Regions from separate parts of the Homo sapiens genome. Here all the other regions are linked to region 2. The links are chromatin loops, found by intact Hi-C in ENCODE. Cell type or tissue: heart right ventricle. All regions are shown on one strand. Links, peaks and the distances in the headings refer to the core of each region. The heading gives the core; the rest is flanking DNA. Region 1 has its middle 47 kb from the start of CYP46A1. Region 2 overlaps EML1 (EMAP like 1). Region 3 overlaps CCDC85C (coiled-coil domain containing 85C).

Region 1 (6,013 bases), core at 1,014-6,013, 150 kb after region 2:
TGTTGGGGATAAACAACTAGAGTCCCCTGCTCCTGAGGCCACTGCACATGTGCAAGAATGTGTGTAAGTGGATGTGTGTGTGATGCCTGTGTGTCCACTGGGACACGTACACAGGTGCAGTGGGCACGTGTGGGAGAGTGTGTGCATGCAAGGATGTGTAAGTGAACGTGTGTGATGATGCACGTGTGTGCACGGGTGCATGGCAGCGGGCACATGTGTGGGGGAGTGCGTGTGCATGTGAGAATGTGTGGGTGTGTGTGCCCATGGGAGCTTGTGATGTCCACGTGCGGGAGTGTGTCTGCGTGTCGGGTGTGTGTGTGCATGATGCGCCTCCTGCAGCTCACCCTGAAGCTGCAACAGTTTGTGTGCCCGCTGGCCCCCGAGGGCTCACCTATGTGTGATTTGGCTGGTCTCAATAGCTACTCCACGGTCACCATGATGGGGCAGGTGCTGCAGGGGCCTGAACAAGCTCTGGGGGCAGCCTCTCAGGGCCCACAGGCTTGTGGGTGGAGGGCGCTGGTGAAGGAACTGAGGTCAGGAAGGAAGGGCAGGTGGTCAGCGAGGACCTCTGAGAGTCATCCACACAGAGACCTGGGAAGTGAGGAATGGGGATGGGGATGGATAGGATAAGATGGGCCTAGCGGTGGGAAAGAGCTCGGGCACCCAGGAATGGTTCGAGATGGCCAGACAGTGGTGTGAAATCTGGTCGGGCAGGAGTTGGGGTCATTGGAAGGGCATGGGGCAAAGGGAGGGGCACACATATACTGATGCCTGTGGGGCCCAGCCCAGAGCCAGTGCCCTTCCTGGGTTCCCTGAGACACCACAGCATCATGCCACTTCCCAGGGGAGGCTCTGCAGTGACTGCTCACCCACGGTGTGCCCAGGCCCCTCCCCGGCTGCCACCGCCTGGAGGAAGGCCAGTCCCTGGGTTCCCACACTGTTTGGCCAGCCAGCACCAGCACTGGCGGGAAAGTGTCCCTGGAGGGACAGAGGAGGGTCAGTGATCAAAGGTGGAGGGGCAGCCAAGTGTGGCGGGGGTCAGGGAAGAGGCCCCGCTTCCCACCCGTACCTCCCCCACCGCTGACACCTGCTGCCCCGCACTCACCCGGCCCTGGCTGGGCCTCAGGAGTGCAGCCTCTCCCTGCTGGAGACCCCTCAGACTTGGGTTCCCCCTGTACACAGAGCCAGGACAGGTGAGGAGCAGGGAGCCTCACGTGGGGCCTTGGTGGCCACGACTTGAAGGACAATGGATGTCCACACTGGATGGCCCCAAGCTCCTGGCTGTGTGGCCTTGGGCAGGTTAGCCCATCTCGCTGGACGTGGGGTGAGGACAGAACGCATGCCACACGGCAGGGGCCCAGCCCACGGCGACGCGTCTGATGTTTGTCCACTGCCTTGGGTTCAAAGAGACACCTCCTTGTAGTCCAGGTCAGGCCTGACACACCAGCTCCACACAGAGCATGAGACACACACGGATGTGGAGACTCATCCGCACAGCCTCACACACTGGGGGCCAGACAGATACCCGGAGACAAGGGAACAGGAACACGAAGAGGTACGGAGAGACACGCAGAGACACACATCTGCACGTGGGGCTCACATGCACGCACACACGTGCACCTGCTCCAGCAAAGCTCTGCGAGCTGGTTCCAAACACCCAGGGCCCCCTGTCCAGCCCAGGCACCCCTGACTGACCGCTGCCTGGGTGGCCTTGGGCAACCCTCCCAGCGTCCAGGCTCCCAGCCAGGAAAGAAGCCCGCGAGGCGCATGCAGCTGCACCGGGTGTTCCTGGGCTGAGGGTGTGGGCAGCTCCTGGCTTCCTTGGGCTATCCCCTCACCTCTGGGGTGGCGGCCAAGGAGCCACTGTCATTTGGGAGGGGGCAGGGAGGTGATGGGGAGGCCTCCCAGGTTCAGGCTCCTGGGCTCAACAGCAGGGGCAAGGGCCCCAGGGACAGCCCACCGCACCCTCTGCCCTCTGGCCCTGAGATGGGGCAGGCCGCCACCTCTCGGAGCCTCGTCTGTAGCACAGGGGCCTGGAGGTACAGGAAAGCTGGCTCAGGGTTGGCCGTACAGCGCGCCCAACAGTTGACGCTCATGGCCAGCACAGTGTGACTCGAATCATCGGGGATCCTCACCCAGTGTCTGCCACTGGCCGATGGGCTCTTGCCCTGGGCCCAGGGTGCTCCTGTGCGGGCTGCTGCTCATGCCGGTCTCTGCCTGGCCTCGCCCTGGGCCCATGGAGCCCCATCCAGGGCAGGCTCCAAACGGGATGCAGCTAGCAGGTGTCCTGCACAGGGACCTGCAGCCTTACCCTTGGCACCCAGAATTAGCAGGCTGCCTCCCGCAGGGTGGGGGGGACCCCTCTGCCTGGCCACCCGGGGTCTGGTCCCCGCAGGGGCTGCCCAAGAAGTGAGCACCAGGTAGGTGACTATGGTTTTCTCTGGTGAGAAGGATTTACTGGGGAGAGGCTGCGTTCCAGAAGAAATGAGTGTTTTTAAAGCTCCAAGCCAAGGCAGGGCCTTGACTCTGTCCCTCCCCACCCCTGGCCCTGGATTCAGAGAAATGACCCTCCCTCCCACTGTGAGTCCCCTTCCGTCTGCCAGAAATACCCCCAGTGACTGCCGGGGAGGGTGCGGGTGGGGGTGGGGGTTATTTTTGGACATCCAGAGATGCCTGAGGCTGGAGCCCGGGGTGAGGCTGGAGCCCGGGGTGAGGTCCGGAGCCCAGGGTGAGGTCTGGGCAGATGTGAATTTAGTCACTCCAACTGACTGGACCAGCATAAGGCGCTCGGTGCCCGCTCAGCCAGGACTGCCAGGAGGGGCCGGCTCAGGCTTCTGCCAAGTCCCATCCAGAACCTTCCCAGGTGGGCAGCTAATTGCTGGGACACAGGGCATGGTCCTCTGTCTACCCACATTGGCTGTCACTGAAGCCCAGCAGAGCCACCGCCTCCAGCCCCAGCACCCAGAGCACAGAGGAAGAAAACCTCCCACCTGGCCATAGCTGGGCCAAGGCTCTCACCCCACACCCGGCAGCCCAAGGTTCCTGAAGCCACCCCCAACCCAGCCTAGGCTCCTAGGCACCCTAGAGGGCTGGGCCAGCTCAGGGTCTCCAGCCGCAGGTCGCTAGGGCAGAGGGCAGGGAGGTTTCCAAAGGTTTTCAGAGTTCAGCAGCTCAGCCCTGGGTAAGCTAGTGCCTGGGGAAGGCGGGCCCCCAGGAATGTGCAGGCTGGAAGCCTCCTGCCGGGACGCGAGCGTAGATCAAACACGTCCAGGTTTACAGAGAAGGGGACAGGCTCAGAAAAGGCTGCCACTGGCCGAGGTCACAAGAGAGGGAGTGGCAGGGCAGGGCGGGGCCCGCAGTCTCTGGAGCCGCTTAGTGAGGGCATCCCCCGGGCCTCCCCGGTGGCAGCAGCAGCCTGCACCCCGCCCGAGCCCCCCGACCCCACGCACTTCCCGCCAGAGCTGCGCGTTCCCGCCCGGCGCGCCTCCCGGCCGGCCTGCCAGCGCCCCAGACCCAGGCCCGGCTCCCGGCGAGGCCTGCGGACCCACCCGCCAAGCGACCGCTACACCCGCCCGGGGGGCCGTGCCTGCGCCCCCAGCAGCTGCCAGACCTCACCGCGCCTCGGGAGCCCCATCTGTGAAATGGGGGTGGCTATCCCACCCCTACGCCGTGGCCAGAGCTTGCCACTGCCGACCCCCGGCCTCCCCGCTGACCCCGCTTCCGGGAGCGGGGCTGGCGTCCCCTCGGCCCACCCACTCCGCGCCTCGGGACCCTCCGCGCCTGGGGCCGGCGCCGCCCGCTCGGCCTGGGCGGGAGGGCGAGCCCGAGCTCTGCGCCAGCGCGCCACCGTGCGGGTCTTCCGGGGACTGCGCCGCCTTGCCTGCAGAAAAGCCCTCCCTTCCCTGCAGGTGACAATGACCAGACTCACAGTGCCAGAGCCCGACCCTCGTGTGGACACTAATTCCCCTCCAACCCTAGGAAGTGGGTCCTATTATTTGTCCTCCCTTACAGATGGGGAAACTGAGGCCCAGGCAGGTGGGGGCAGGATTTGACCCCAGGTAGCCTTGCTGCACAGCCTTGGGTTTAATCCTATCCATCTTGCCTGGGTCCCGGGGGTCAGCTTCACCTGGACTGGCGGCACCGGCCCATGCACATTGGGATCTACTGGGAGACTTAAAAAGAAAACAGTTGGGCCAGGCGCGGTGGCTCACGCCTGTAATCCCAACACTTTGGGAGGCCTAGGAGGGTGGATCATCTGAGGTCAGGAGTTCGAGACCAGCCTGGCCAACATGGTAAAACCCCGTCTCTACTAAAAAAATATATTAAATACAAAAATTAGCTGGGCGTCATGGCACATGCCTGTAATCCCAGCTACTCCAGAGGCTGAGGAACCCAGGAGGCGGAGGTTGCAGTGAGCAGAGATTGTGCCACTGCACTCCAGCCTGGGCAACAAGAGTAAAACTACATCTCAAAAAAGAAAAAAGAAAAAGAAGAGTTTCTGGGCCCCACCCCAGAGGCTGATTCACCTGGCCCAGGTGGCTTCCCCATGCAGCATGGACTGAGAGCCACCTGCCCCTCACAGAAAGCCCAGTCTATGGAAGAGGAAGTGGCTCAGAAAGGAAGGGCAGGATGGCCCCACCGGCAGTGACAGTGGGGCTGGGGGGTTCTGGCTCTGCACTTCCCAGCCATCTGGGATTCCTGGGGCGTGCAGAAGACAAGCCCAGGCCTGCAGGGATAGGGCATGCTGAGCCTGTGGAAGGCCACTGGATGCAAAGGGCCATGGGTTCAAGTGCTGACTCCACTATGGCCCAGCTGTGGCTCTGGCCTGGACTTCCCCATCTGTGAAATGGGGCATAGTTGGCTCCTGTTTCCTGGCAGGATTTGAAGAAATCATGGTGTGAAGGCTCAGGCTCAGCAACAGACAGATATTTGCCAAATCAGGGGATGGTCAAGCCGGGAACTTGAAGTCTCTGGAGGGAGCCGATCCCTCCAGGCCCCTCCAGACAATGCTGGGTTGCATTGCTGCAGTACTGAGGCTTGGTGGCCTGTGGCCCTTTTAGATGGACTGTGAAGGAGGTGCTGTACTGTGGGGACTAGGCCCAGCCACAGCAGGAGGCAGAGGGCATGGACTGTGGGAAGCGTGGGCAGGTGTGTGGGTACTGGTGAACCTCAGAGACTCAGAGAAGGGCTGCAGAGGGCGGAGTGGGGGGCACAGCAGAGCAGGTCGGGGAACAGTGCCCAGCTGGGGGCTTGGGAACAGGACGCTGGGAGACAGCAGCATTTGGGGTGGCTGTGGGAAGGGGCTGCTTCTGGCCAGGGATGAGTTTGACCAGGTGGCTGGAGGCTGAGCCCGGGCATACCATTCTCAAAGTGAGTGGTGAGTTTGGGGGCCCCTCAGACAGCGAGCTGGAAATGGAGAGGGTGGAGGGTGCAGCTTGATGATGGGCTGGCCAGGTGCCCACGTGGTCAGGCGAGGTGCTAGGGGAGCAGGAGGACCCTCGCTCTGCAAGAACGCTGCAGTTCTCGAGGCATCCCGGGGCCCGACCCTCTGCCCAGAGGCCGGGGTGTGCATTCTCAGGGCCCACCTGGGCTGGGGAGAGGGGCAGGCTGGGAACCCAGACACTTGTCTCCTCCATTCTCAGAGCCACACCAGGCCCCACCTGTACTGAGCATGTCACTCCCGCCCCTGAGTCTCAGTTTCCTTATCTGCTTGATGGGACCATCCCTTGGAGCTATCATTCAAGACTGCGGCAAGGACCGAAGGAGGCCAACAATGCACATCACGGGCCGGCACACATCTGTGCCTTCCCTGTTTGGGGAGGGGGTCTTCCCAGGGGGCACATGGCCCAGGCAGGGGAGAGGGCAGCTTTTTCTTTTTTTTTTTTTAGACGGAGTCTCACTGTCGCCCAGGCTGGAGTGCAGTGGTGCGATCTGGGCTCACTGCAACCTCTGCCTCCCCGGTTCAAGCGATTCTCCTGCTTCAGACTCCAAGTAACTGGAATTACAGGCACCC
Region 2 (6,219 bases), core at 454-5,453:
GCTTCATACAGGGAAGCTCGTGGACCTTCGACACTGAAGAACTGTAAGAGGAAGAATGAAAGATTTCTATTAACAGATTAGGTAGCAGGAATGTTAACAACTAAGGTCATTGAGAGAGGAGGTATCAGGTGGTACTAAAATGCTTACATTTCTTTAAATCATGCTCTAAACAATGTATCACTTTGTGGTATGCTGTATTTAGAAAATATACTACTGCTACATTTTATTATTTTAGAAAGTTGAGTTTTTATTGAAAAAAACCCAGCTTATTTGTTTAGAACCCATTACTCCTGCCAATGCACCACCACCTTTTCTAAAAGGCAAGCCTGGGAGGAGGTAATTTCACTCTTGCATGCAAATCTTGGCATATAAGCCCACAAAATGATGACAAATCTTCTGAACAACTGATAGAAAGGCAAACACACAGATGTGCAGTGATAACCAGAAGAGAACATTGAAGCCACCGTGGCCTCTCAACAAAGTCTGTTGACGGGAGCTGTATGCAGAAAGTGCATCTCTCCAGAACGCACAGCCACTCAAATTGAGAGTGGGTCCTTCAGACCCAGCACTATTTTGAAACATGCTTGGGCGGTGAATTCACTTGGAGTGGGAGATGATCGCTTCTCAAGGTGTTACGTAATTCATCTCTGATTCCCCATTTCTTGATGTGAGCTCGGTGGAAAAAATTAAGTGGGTGACTTAACATCCCCTCAGCAGCTGGGGTGTGGCTCCATGGCGGTGGCGGGGTGCGGGGGAGAATGCCCAGTCCTGTCCTAGGAAGGGTGAAGGAGCACCAGCTGCAGAATGAGGCTCCATTCATCCCTTGCCCAGTGTGGAGTCAATCAAGATGTCCTGCACCTGCCCCTGAAGCCCATGACAGAACTAAGCCTGGAGGAGAGAAAGGATTTGCCCCCCCGGTGAACAAACTCTCAGCGCTTGGCTATTCTGGTGTTAAGTTGTGGCCAATATCTCCAAGACGAACTCCAGCACAGTTCTTATTGCTTATAAGAAGGAGATTTGCTGAAAGAGCTCGGCTGTATGCTCCCTTGAGCTGAATGGTTCGAGAGCTGATATAAGATATAAGCAGTCGTGGAGACTCAACGGAGGATGAGGTACATTTGAATCTTCACCAGACCAGCAGCTGTATGGGGAGATGGCAGGAGAACACTAGACATCTGCCCCAAGGAAAAACTCACACCAACAGACAGCAGTGCAGTCAACCAACAGACAGCAGTGCAGTCTGAGCTGGGAGGCTCACACCAACAGACACCAGTGCGGTCAACACCGCAGAGGCAGCTGTGAACACGTATGTCTAAGTCCAAATCCCTGAATGTGTTCACTGTGGACTTTGGGCACAGGGATGGTCTAAGAGTGGTTGGTTTTTACTCATCTGATAAAGCTCCTATTTGCTGCACCATAGACTGGCATTTATAAGGAGGAGAGTCCAGTGGACGACGTGTCCAGGCTGCAACTCAACAGATATTCACTGTGCCTCAGAGCGGGGATCTGCTCTTATCTCTTTCATCTACATTAACTAACCTAACCCCATGTTCCTGAAAGGGGGCTCTGGGGCCAGATCTTGCAGGTCTTCGACACGTGGTGACATGTGTAAGAAGTCCTGGGCAACTAGGATCAGAGTGGAACTAATAGGAGCCACGTGCTGTTTGAGCAGAGATACTTGCTTTTGAAAGTGATTAATAAGGCTTGATAGAGGAGGAGTCCATTCCAAAGTTAAACATGTGATTTCCCTACAATTTATTAATCCAGAACAACTTTGGCTCTTGGAATAACATGACTTCTTTTTGTTTGAGACAGGGTCTGGCTCTGTCGCGCAGGCTGAAGTGCAGTGGTGTGATCTCGGCTCACGGCAACCTCCACCTCCTGGCTCAAGCCATCCTCTCACCTCAGCCTCCCAAGTATCTGGGACTACAGGCATATGCCACCAAACTCGGCTAATGTTTAGATTTTTTGTAGAGACAGGGTTCCGCCATGTTGTCCAGGCTGGTGTCAAACTCCTGGCCTCAAATGATCTGCCTGTCTTGGCCTCCCAAAGTGCTGGGATTCCAGGTGTGAGCCACTGGGCTCAGCCACATGACTGCTTTTAAAAATGACTTCACGTGATGAAATAAAGTTCCTGCTGGAAGTCAGAATACTCCACCATGGAAATAATGACTCTACAAAAATTGTCCTTAAGCAGCTTTTTATTAGAAATAGGGTCATTTAAGAACCATCTATTCAAAATGTTTAGAAGTTGCTGGAGACTTTATTTGGGACAAAAGCGACTGCTTCATAGACATTTCCAACCAATACTTCCCAGCTTAACATGGTGGAAGGAGCACAGATTTTGAGGCCAGCTGGATCCGTGTTCTAGGGCTTGGGTGAGGGGCTTCACCTCCACCAGCTTAACCTCCTTAATCTAAAAATGGGAATACAACCACTGTGAGGAACAGGTTATTGGCACGATTAAATAAGATATGTTACAATGCGTCCAACATGTTATTAATTAATATGGCTTCCCTCTTCCTCCTCCTTTCACTGCAAAAACCTTTGTATTTCCAGACTCCTCAGCTAACAGTCTCAAAACTAAAACAATATGAAGAATATTAGCACTTATCATTTTGAAATTTATTAAAACATAAATGACCCCATGGCTTGAAGAGTGAAACATTTTTTTCAGTAAAAAATGCGTAAGTCTCATCTTCCAGTGTAAAATGTGGTGTTAAAATTGTCTACCCATAGGTGGTGCTGTTTACATAGTTCTTGAATGGCTGTGGCTTTCAAATGAAATGCAGTCATGGGCTAGACACGGGTGTTTCTGTCAATGATGGACCACATAGATGTCTGTGGTCCCACAAAATTATAATACTGTATTTTTATGGTATCTTTTCTATGTTTAGATACACCAATATTTAACACTGTGTTACCACTGCCTGCAGTATTCCCTATAGTCATGTGCTGTACAGGTCTGTAGCCCAGGAGCAGCAGGCTAGACCATCAGGCTGGACCATGAAGGTTTCTGTAAACACACACTCCATGATGTTCACACAATGAGAAAACACCTAACAATGCATTTCTCAGAATGTGCCTGTCATTAAGTGATGCCTGATCGTATACAATATCCTTCCATCCATTCAACAAATAGTTATTGAGCACTCATGTTCACCAAGTGCTGTGTAAAGTACTAGAGATACAAAGAATAAGAATGGCACGGCCTGGGCCTCCAGAGCCTAAGGGAGGGCAAGCGGTGTGTGCAGCATGGTGAAGGGAGGAGAGCTACAGAGTCACAGATAAAGTTAACAGGCAGTTACGACACCATCTGAAAAGCACTGCTCTCAGACTAGAGAGCCAGGGGAGGCTCCCAGAAAAAGGGGATCCTGAGTTGGGTCTCGAAGGATGAGCTGGAGTTCATCAAAAACAGTCACCTTCCCTGCCCCCACCCCCAGTTCCAGATACATCCACCTGTCACTTGGGAGAGGGGAAAACCCCTCCTCCTCCTAGGTGCTAGAAGGTGTTTGCCTTAGAACAATTCATTAAGCTACGAATTTGCTTGTGTGGTTTTCTGCATCTGTGCTTTATTTTATAGTAAAGTAAAAAGAATTTTCTAAATATGTTATCTTCTTACTTAGATCGGCATGTCTTTAATTAGGTCTGGGCTTGATTGCCTATTCATGAGTTAAGGGCCACTGGTATTTCCTTCTCAGTGAGCGCCTGTGCAGACCCTTTACCATTTTTCTATTCCGTGGATTATCTTGTTCTCCCATTTGTGAGTCCTTTGGGAATTAAGCAAAGCAGCCCTGCAGGCATTGTGCCACTGACATTTGTTAGGAGAATGAGTCTTTCTGTGCTGCTCCTTCCCACTCCCTGCCATGCCTTGGACTACGTTCTGTACACAGCAGGTGCTCCATAAGTCCAGCACAGCAGTGAAACTGAAAGAGCAAGGTGAGAACAATTTTCAGAATTTCTGATTCCTCGCTTTTCAGGCTGGGATAAAGACAGAAACAGGCGCTGGGGAATTCCAAGACATCCCCAAGAAAAAAAGCCCTGCAAGCAGGGGAGTGGGAGGGACACAAGTGTGCAGGCCTCAACTCCAACAGTCTGGGATGCAGACATGACACTCACAGCTGCCACTGTGGCGAGCCGACCGCAGACCAGCTCTGCACTGAGGCTCCTATGCATGGGATCTTAGGCACCCTGTGAGGCAGGTACCACTTTTACTGCTACTGAGGAAAACCCCAAAGAGATTAAGTCACTTGTTCACAATGACAAAGCAAAGCAGCAGAGCTGGGATTAACACTTGGCTGTGGCAATAAAGGCCCATCATTTTAACCTTCTTTTGTTATAGTGATCAGGGCAAAAAGATTCATTCGACTAATGCTTGTTGAGCACCTACTGTGTGCTGGGCATTGTTCTAGATGGTGGCCTGGTCTGAGTGGATTAGTGAAACTTGTTTGGTACTTAAACGTCCAACTGAAGTACTTCGGGCTGGAAACATGATGAACCACATCTAAAATAACATTGCAAGAGTGCATTTATTCACACAAAGACATGCTCATTTAGCAAATGAAGAAGGGATCACAAAATATGCACAAGAATGGCATTTATGTCAAAATTATACACTACACTCATACAGCACCCTGCAAATAAAAGTCCACGTGGAAATGTAATGACTGTTGGCTGTGAGTTCGCTGAGTGGTGAGACTGCAGGTGATTGTTGTTTCTTCTTTTTAGTGCATCTAGATTTTTTTTTTTTTTTTTTTGAGGAAGGGTCTCATTCCCATTGCTCAGTCCGGAGTACAGTGGTATGATCGCAGCTCACTGTAGTCTCAGCCTCCCAGGCTCGAGCAATCCTCCCACATCAGCCTCTCAAGTAGGTGGGACTACAGGTATGTGCCAACACGCTCAGCTAATTTTTGTATTTTTTGTAGAGATGGGGTCTTGCCATGTTGTCCAGGCTGGTCTTGAATTCCTGGGCTCAAGTGATCCACCCGCTTCGGCCTGCTGAAGTGCTAGGATTACAGGAGTGGGCCACCACGCCCGGCCTAGATTTTCTAAAACAAGTTACTTGTATAATAAATAAATGGCCTCAAAAAAGGAAAAAAGTTGTGCTGGGGAAAAGTGCGCAATGTGTTGGAGAGGCATGCGTGTCAGGGCACAAAAGGGAATGAGGAGCTGGTGGATGAAGGGCCCAGAGCCCCAGCCAAGGAGTACTGTTGAGCCGACGGCAGCAGTGATGCTATCGTAAAGGAAAAACAACTTTGCGCCCTGAAGAGCCCTGAGATGAAATAGTCACCAAATGCTAGAGCTTTAGAAAGGACAGGCGCTCAAGGTGTCCAGCCCAGTGGTTCTCGACCTGACAGCTGTACTACGGGGCTGTCTGATCCCGGGGTTGAGGGGGCACAACACAAAAGGGCACCACACCTAACATGCCAACGTCTTCACTATTTTGAGGTGGGTTTTTTTTTTTTCATGTTTGTTGACTCCAAAGATGGGCAGTTTATATCAAACTTGTCCAACCCACAGCCCACAGGCCACATGCGGCCCAGGACGACTTTGAATGTGGCCCAACACAAATTTGTAAACTTTCTTAAACATGAGATTTTTTTGGCAATTTTCTTTTTTTTTTTTTTTTTTTTTTTTTTAGCTCATCAGCTATCATTATTGTTCGTGTATTTTGTGTGTGGCCCAAGACAATTCTTTTAATCTGGGGAAGCCAAAAGTCCAGGGAGGCCGAAGTCCAGGGACACCCCTGATTTATACATATGTGACAACAAAGTTTCTAGCACATGACTGAAACATCCTTATTCTAACAAAATCAACTCATTTCAACAACTTTCAGTAAAGCTGAAACAGTGTCTTGCTTATAGAGCTGACATAGCTCATTCCCTTAAGACTTACAAAAGGGGAACCAGTTTGATAATTGAAATGCTTTATCAATCTAGCAACATCTAACATGAACCGTGCTTCTAAATAAGCAGCCAATTTTCTATCAGGTATAAAATACTTTTTTAATTGAAAAATATCTCCATCAGATTAGTTCACTGGCTACATTTTACAAGCCTTCCATCACGATGTTATTGCCAATTCTCTATTTAAATGTAGTATTTCATGATGACATGAATCACTATGTAATTATTAACGTTCATTTATCATCAATAATACATAAAGTAAAATACTACCATATATTGCTTTTGTTTTTAATAGAGGTTTTGTTGGTGCAAA
Region 3 (6,219 bases), core at 531-5,530, 360 kb after region 2:
CAGCTGTGGCTCCCGGTGGGAAGCTGCCTGGGTCCTTGAGGGAGGTCTCCAGGGCTGCTGAGCTGGGTGGGCACTGGGCTGAGGGTTCTGCGTGGGTTGCACAGTTCTGAGGGTCAGCATGAGTCACCATGCCAGGCACCCTGGGCTGCAGCCAGATCCCTGCTGGACAGGGCCTGGGACTGGGGAGCTGCTGGGTGAACTCAGCTCCCACCTGTGCCCAGCCTCGAGACCCGTGGAGCCAGGCCCTTTAGGCACTGGCCACTCTCCTGCCAGCTCTCAGGTCTCCACATGGTTTCATTTCTGTCCCCTTCTCCCCGTCCTGAGACTGCCCGCCCCAGAATACCTGCCCCGCATTACCCTCCGGGGGTCTTCCACCCCATGCCCGAGCTGACACTAAAAAGTGTCTGTAGACACTGCGAGTTGTCCTCTGGGGGCATCACCCCCATTTGAGAACCAGTGACCAACTGTGTGCCAGCCCTGGGCTTGGGCTGGGAGGTGAACCACACCTGTCCAGCCATGCAGACAGACGATAAACCAACAACGTCATTACACAGTGCCAAGTCTACCTCCCCTTCCAGAGCAGCCCACAGGCATGACTGACGGACGTGTGGACACAAACCTCCTGCGTGCCCTCGTGGGAACAACTCTGGTGCAGTTCCCGTGGGGTCAAGTTGAGGCCTGTCTTCTGTGGAGGCCTCTGTGCTACGCTGCACAGCCCTGACCCCTGCCCTGTCCTGCATCCTCCCTGCTTTCTCTGCACTCTCCCTCTGAGGATCTCCGAGACGGATGACAGCTGGATCTCGGTGGGCTTTAGTTTGGGGCCGGACAGTGGAGCCCAGGCTAGTCTGTGGCCCCAGCTGCCCCTGGAGCTGCTGGGGCCCCTGGTGGGAGAATGGTCTCCCCAAGTCACGCATTCGAGCCTCTGCTTCCAGGTGGGTCCCCCAGCCCAGCCAGCTGAGGGTGCACTGTCTTCCAGCACTTCCTGGGTGGAGGTGTCAGCCTGATAGGCCACTGAGGCCCTGCGTTTATTACTCGGCACCCAGACCATTGATTACGCATCACTGACCAACCCTGGGAGCTCCCACAGTGCTTCGTCTTCCTGGAGGGAGGTCGCCAGGTCTTGGGGACGGGGTGTTCCCTGGGCCCTGGCCTTGCCCCCACTTCCTCTTCCTGGAGGGAGGTCGCCAGGTCTTGGGGACGGGGTGGTCACTGGGCCGTGGCCTTGCTCCCTGGGTCTCACCTCTCGCCTCCGTAGCCCCTGGGATGATGGCTTATCTGTGGGAGTGGGATTGGTGGGAAATGTGAACTGGAAGGAGCTCTCTCCAGCTCCCTGTCCTCCAACCTGGCTCCCATCCCAGCCTGGGGACTGCACAGTGACCACGGGGACCTGGAGACCATCTTAGCACACGCTCAGGGCAGAGGCATTGTTAGTGCCTGCAGGAGCTGCACGGGGCCTGGGCTCATGTGGCTTTTTCCTGCCCAGGTTCCCATTGCTCTGAGGGTGGATGTAGGCCCCTCCCTGCAGACGGCACCTTCAAGCTCTTCAGCTGCGGTGAAACTGGCCTCTTGTGACAGATCCCCTGGAGCCCCCACAGGCCAGAAGCAGGAGGGCACCTGACCCAGGAGAGTCTGGGCTGGGGGAGGCCTGTGTTGGGGTCCTCTCCCTGAGCCCCACAGTGTCTCCCAAGTCAGACACAGTCATTGGCATGACCTAAATTTGGGAGGGGGAGAGGGATGTGGCTGCGTTGCTGTCCACTGTGGTCCTGGACCCTGGCCACACCTGGCTGTCCGGCTGAGCCGAGCTGTGCTGTGCCACACGGTGCCAAGGGCCCATGCTCACCTGTCAGCCATCCTGGAGGGTGCTGAGGAGGGAGGAGCCTCGCAGGTCCCCACCCATCCCTGCACCGAGCACTGAGACACCGGTCCAGAGTCGCGCCAGGTGGCCCCTCCACGAGGACTCCTTCCCAGGGCATTCTGTATGAATCAGCCTGGGGCTTCGAGTCTGGTGGTCCAAGTGGTCACTTGCGGGCAGGCTGCCCAGGTGGGGACACAGGGCACCCCCTCTTCAGTGCCTGCCTCCACCCGCACCCCCAGCCCTCACTCCCCTTTAGTTGCAGCCTCCCTGATGGGGCACAGCGTGGTGCCTGGCACACAGGAGGCGCTCTGTTTGTGCCTCTCGGACACATAACCGATGCAGCACATTTGAGGGCCCAAAAGCTCTCTGGGAGCAGGAAGCAGGGTGACAGCAGCTCCCCTAAGCACAGCCCAGAAAGGCGCTTCCTGCCTGCAGCCACCCCACCCATCCTTTCCAAACAAGCAGCCTCAGGTGGGCAGGCTGGGGTGGGTGGGCTCTGTTTCCATGTCTTATCCTCTTTCTGTTCAGCATCCCCTCTGACAATGCTCCCTAGGGGTCACCCCAGGGTGGCCCCACATAGGCCCCCTGCAGCTTTGCAGGCAGGCATTCGCTGCAGGACGGGGTTCCCCTCTGGGGAGAAGGCTGGGCCGCACTGCAGAGGCCCAGAAAGGGCTGGGGAACAACTGGAGTTCACCCAGCGAGTCCTCGCTGGGCCCTGAGTTGGGCAGTGTTGCAGTGAAGGCCCTGGATACAGGCTGGAGGTGTCCTGAACTCCGGTCCTCAGTGGAAAAGGAGGCCCTGCAACCTCCTGGGTCTCTTCCTCCCTAGTCCAGGACACTCATGCTGCCCTCTGGAGGCTCTAGAAGTGAGTAATGCGGATTGGGCCTGGCCAGGGTGGAAGGGGCCACGCTGAGTGTTTGGCAGGGCTGGCCCCACCCTGTTAAGGATTCGGGAAATCTTGTTTGAGCTCTGAGCTGGCAGCTCTGTGTGTAAGATCCCTTCTCCCTGGGTCCTGAGGGAGCCACCCGAGGAAGACTGGGCAGGTGGGTGTTTCTGGGGAGCGGCAGTGGACCCCCTGCCTCCCCCTGAGGAAGGGCCAGCACCTTCCTTAGCTGGGGCTCTTCTCTGTGTGCAGAACAAGCCCAGCAGGTGATTTCAGCTCCTGCTTCCCCTCCTCGGGGAAATCCTAGGGAATCTCATTCTGCAAAGGCAGCGACCTGTCTCATAGCAGGATTTTTAATTTGGATTTAAGTGCAATAATGGTTACTCATTTGATGCGCCATTAGTCACATTGCCCCTTAATGAGAGATTGTGTGTTTTTCCTGCCTGGCTTTGTGGCTTGCTAATAAAGTTCTATGGACATGCAAATGTTTATAGAGGCTCACCGAAGGCAAGGGTGGGAATTGCGTGCAGCTAATTAAAAACCTCCCTCACGCTCACGCACACACATCTCCTCCCAGGGAAATTATCTGGGGGAGGGGAGGGGACGGCAGCACAAACCTGCGTTTTCGGTAACAGCACGTGGGAGCCCATTTGGTCGAGGGCCAGAGAGGATGTGGAGGAAGGGACGCCGGAGTCCAAACAGAAGCTGAGCAGGGCAGGGCAGGGCCGGCTGAAGGGGAGGGCAGCTGTTCCAATCCCAGGTGTACCCTTCCTGGCTGTGTGGCCCAGTAGTCAGACTGTGTGTATGTGCACGCACGCATTCAGAGTGTGTGCTGGCTTAGAATGCATTCTCCATTGGAGAAGATTTTGTAACTCTCTTACTGTTGCAGAGTCCTGGCCAAGAAAATCAGGTGGTTTGGAATTTTCGCCCTTAAGTGGAGCTAGGGGTACATCTCTCAGGAGAGGTGACCCAGAGAGGCATGGGTGGCTCTGATGGGGTGGGGGGAGGGGTGTCACTCATGGTTGGGGGAGGGTGAGTGCTGGGCCTAGGGGTGGGGGCTGTAGCCTCTTCCTCTTTTTGGTACCTGGTGGGTGGGGAGGGGGCTTTCCTTGATCTGACCTCCACCTGCGGGCCGTGAGTGCCTCTAGTTAACCTAGGCAGGGTCAGCCAGGGTTAATGCCGTGGTCAGGGCATGGCAGTCCCATTTGATGGTTCAGGGCTGTGCCCAAGGCCCCCGTGCTGAGACCCCTTTGTGATGCTCGCCAGGGTTATCTAAAACCCATCACACTTTGGGGGCCCTGCAGGAAGGTTGGTTCCCACTTCTCTGTCTCTCCTTTATGTCCCTCCCTGACCTTGGACCACACCCAGGTCCTCCCTGAGGCCCAGGAAGCAGCTCCCAGCCTCCAGTGCCCGGCTGCCCTGGCTGACCGGCGTCTGGTGGGCGTGGGCTATTTAATGAGGGGAGTCAGTGCCGGATCCCTGCTTTCCTGTCTTGGCTCCGTGGGAGCTGGTAATAGAGCATCCACTTGCCTCCTCACCCCCGCAGGACACGGCTGTTTGCTGGCCCTTGAGCCAAGCTCTTGAGACCTCCCAGCCCCAGTGGGGGGCCTGGCCAGGGCTCTGATGGGGCTGGGAGAACACAAGAGCTGGACCTCAGTGAGGCTGGGGCTTGTGAGAAGTGCGGGGCCAGGTCCAGCTTTTGAGGGAGGCAAGCAGGGTGTGTGTGGGATCTTTCACAGCCAGGCCGAGGGGCTGGTGAGTGGAACTGGGACCCCAGACATGGCTGCAGCCTGTCCTGCCTTCCTTGCCCCTGCCCCAGCCCAGCCCCAGCCTGGGCCTCCCCTGCCCCTGCAGTTTGTTTGGGTAACTCAACAGCCTGCTGATTTATGGGACATTCCGCAGGGTTTTATCTGCCCAGCCACTTTCTCTCAGTTCCTTTGAAGTAGAAAAGGGTGTTTCGGCCAGAAACACCCAAAACCCTTTAGTGATGCAGAAAGAAAAGAAAGGCCGGGCCTTCTGCTGGGCCGGGCCAGGGGAGGGGCACTGTGGGACTGACCAGAGAAGTTTATGGGACCTGTGGATTCATTCTGGCTCCTGGTCCCAGCCCCAGCCCCAAATTCTGGGGGTCGGTGGTGTTTGCTTTGCTCTTAAGCAAAGGGTCTAAGGCCAAGCCTTCCTCCCTCCCTCCTGTGTGCAGGAGTTAGTTACAACCCCACAGCTTGCACGAGTTCTCAGGGATTCAGAGGCAGCACCCAGGACCTGCTTTAGGAGCTCCCTGCCCATCCGATGGGGGAGGCAGCCTGGGCGGAGCATCCCGAGAGAGCCCCGAACCCGTGGGAGGTGGGAGGCCTCGCCTGTGGATGTGGCCCCATCTGCTGCCGATGGCTGGCCCAGGCCCTGTGAGTGGTGCCGTCTGTGCAGGGACCCAAGGGCAGGAAGTTGGAGCGGAGGAGCCAGGGTGAGTCACGGGGTGGGAGAGACACTCTCTCCTCACTCGCTCTCACTGGCTCTTCTTCATTCATTCATTCATTCTGTTTATTCAGCCATCCAACAAATGTTTACAAAGCCCACGTTGGAGAGTGGATCGCTGACATTTGAGCTGGGGAGAGTGAAGATCGATTGATCCCGGCTCGGGGGATGGATAAGCGGTGTGGAGGGGAGGGTGGAGGGGTCCTCCGGGGCCGTGCCTTTGAGCAGCCCCTGCTGCCGTGAGGAGCCATGCCCAGGGCCCTTGTCCTCCTCAGCCTGGCCCTCCGTCTAACCCCTCTCCTTCTCTCCCCTGCAGCAGGCAGGCTCCGGAGAGTTCCGCACGCTGCGGAAAGGCTTCTCGCCCTACCACTCGGAGTCCCAGCTTGCGTCCCTGCCGCCCTCCTACCAGGACTCCCTGCAGAACGTGAGTGTGCACCCCAAAAAAGCCCACATGTTCTGGATGAGGGGCTGAGGCTCAGGCGGGCCAGTGACCTGCCCGGAGGGGCACAAGGATCTGGGTGCCTGAGTTCAGCCCCAGCCCTAGGCCCTGTGTCCGTGTCCCATCCAGTGTGGCAGTTAGAGGCGGAGCCCCAGGTGGGTTGACACTGCTGGAGGTGCGGGGCAGTCTCCAGAGGCCACGTGCGCAGGGCTGCCCGTGCCTAGCCCCTGTCCCTCTGAGCAGCTCATTAGCCTGTGCCACTCCTTGGCCACGGTGGGGAGAGGGTACCCGGCCAGCCCTGGAGCTTGGGGTTCAGGTTTGTGGATTCTGCACTGAAATGACCAGCCTGATGCCTCCAGGGGTATCCTCTGCCCCTACCTGGCTGACCTGGCCTGGAGGGAATGGGGTGGGCGGCTTGGAGCCAGCTCCCGGGAAGTGGAACCTAGCTCAGGACTGTGCCCTGTAGATAGATATGATGGCAGTGGGGAGCCACAGGAGTCCAGGCCCACTTGCCCTCCTAGGACTGGGGGCCTTGCCTTGTGGGACTTCACGCCTCCAGGAGCCTTGGTGGGT

Evidence for each region. Hi-C counts contacts between places; a loop is a spot of excess contacts. Peaks named below come from ENCODE experiments on the same cell type or tissue, not always from the same donor. Only the 100,000 strongest peaks of a DNase experiment are listed, where the experiment ranks them.
Region 1: a loop joins it to region 2, with 13 times the contacts of the local background. A loop is called at or near these places in 104 of 110 quality-filtered maps.
Region 3: a loop joins it to region 2, with 2.7 times the contacts of the local background. A loop is called at or near these places in 39 of 110 quality-filtered maps.

Annotation. Positions count from the first base shown.
Region 1 is chr14:99,727,968-99,733,980 of GRCh38, reverse strand. No RefSeq gene overlaps it. Among named protein-coding and RNA genes, the nearest start is that of CYP46A1, 47 kb to the right of the region's middle. RefSeq lists an enhancer at 1,560-2,419 and a silencer at 3,741-3,860. In heart right ventricle, for the core only: CTCF peaks have their summits at 3,635 and 3,847; DNase peaks (open chromatin) are centred at 1,640, 2,200, 3,290, 3,850 and 1 weaker place; H3K4me3 peaks cover 957 bases; H3K27ac peaks cover 1,633 bases.
Region 2 is chr14:99,882,070-99,888,288 of GRCh38, reverse strand. All of the region lies in intron 4 of EML1 (EMAP like 1), which reads right to left. Among named protein-coding and RNA genes, the nearest start is that of EML1, 92 kb to the right of the region's middle. RefSeq lists an enhancer at 4,098-4,635. In heart right ventricle, for the core only: a CTCF peak has its summit at 2,733; no DNase peak of the experiment used is centred there.
Region 3 is chr14:99,521,545-99,527,763 of GRCh38, reverse strand. It overlaps CCDC85C (coiled-coil domain containing 85C), which reads left to right. Exons shown (of 6, transcript NM_001144995.2): 3 at 5,524-5,631. Among named protein-coding and RNA genes, the nearest start is that of CCNK, 43 kb to the right of the region's middle. RefSeq lists enhancers at 4,895-5,456, 5,457-6,016. In heart right ventricle, for the core only: CTCF peaks have their summits at 2,720 (motif pointing left) and 5,114 (motif pointing left); no DNase peak of the experiment used is centred there; H3K27ac peaks cover 4,245 bases.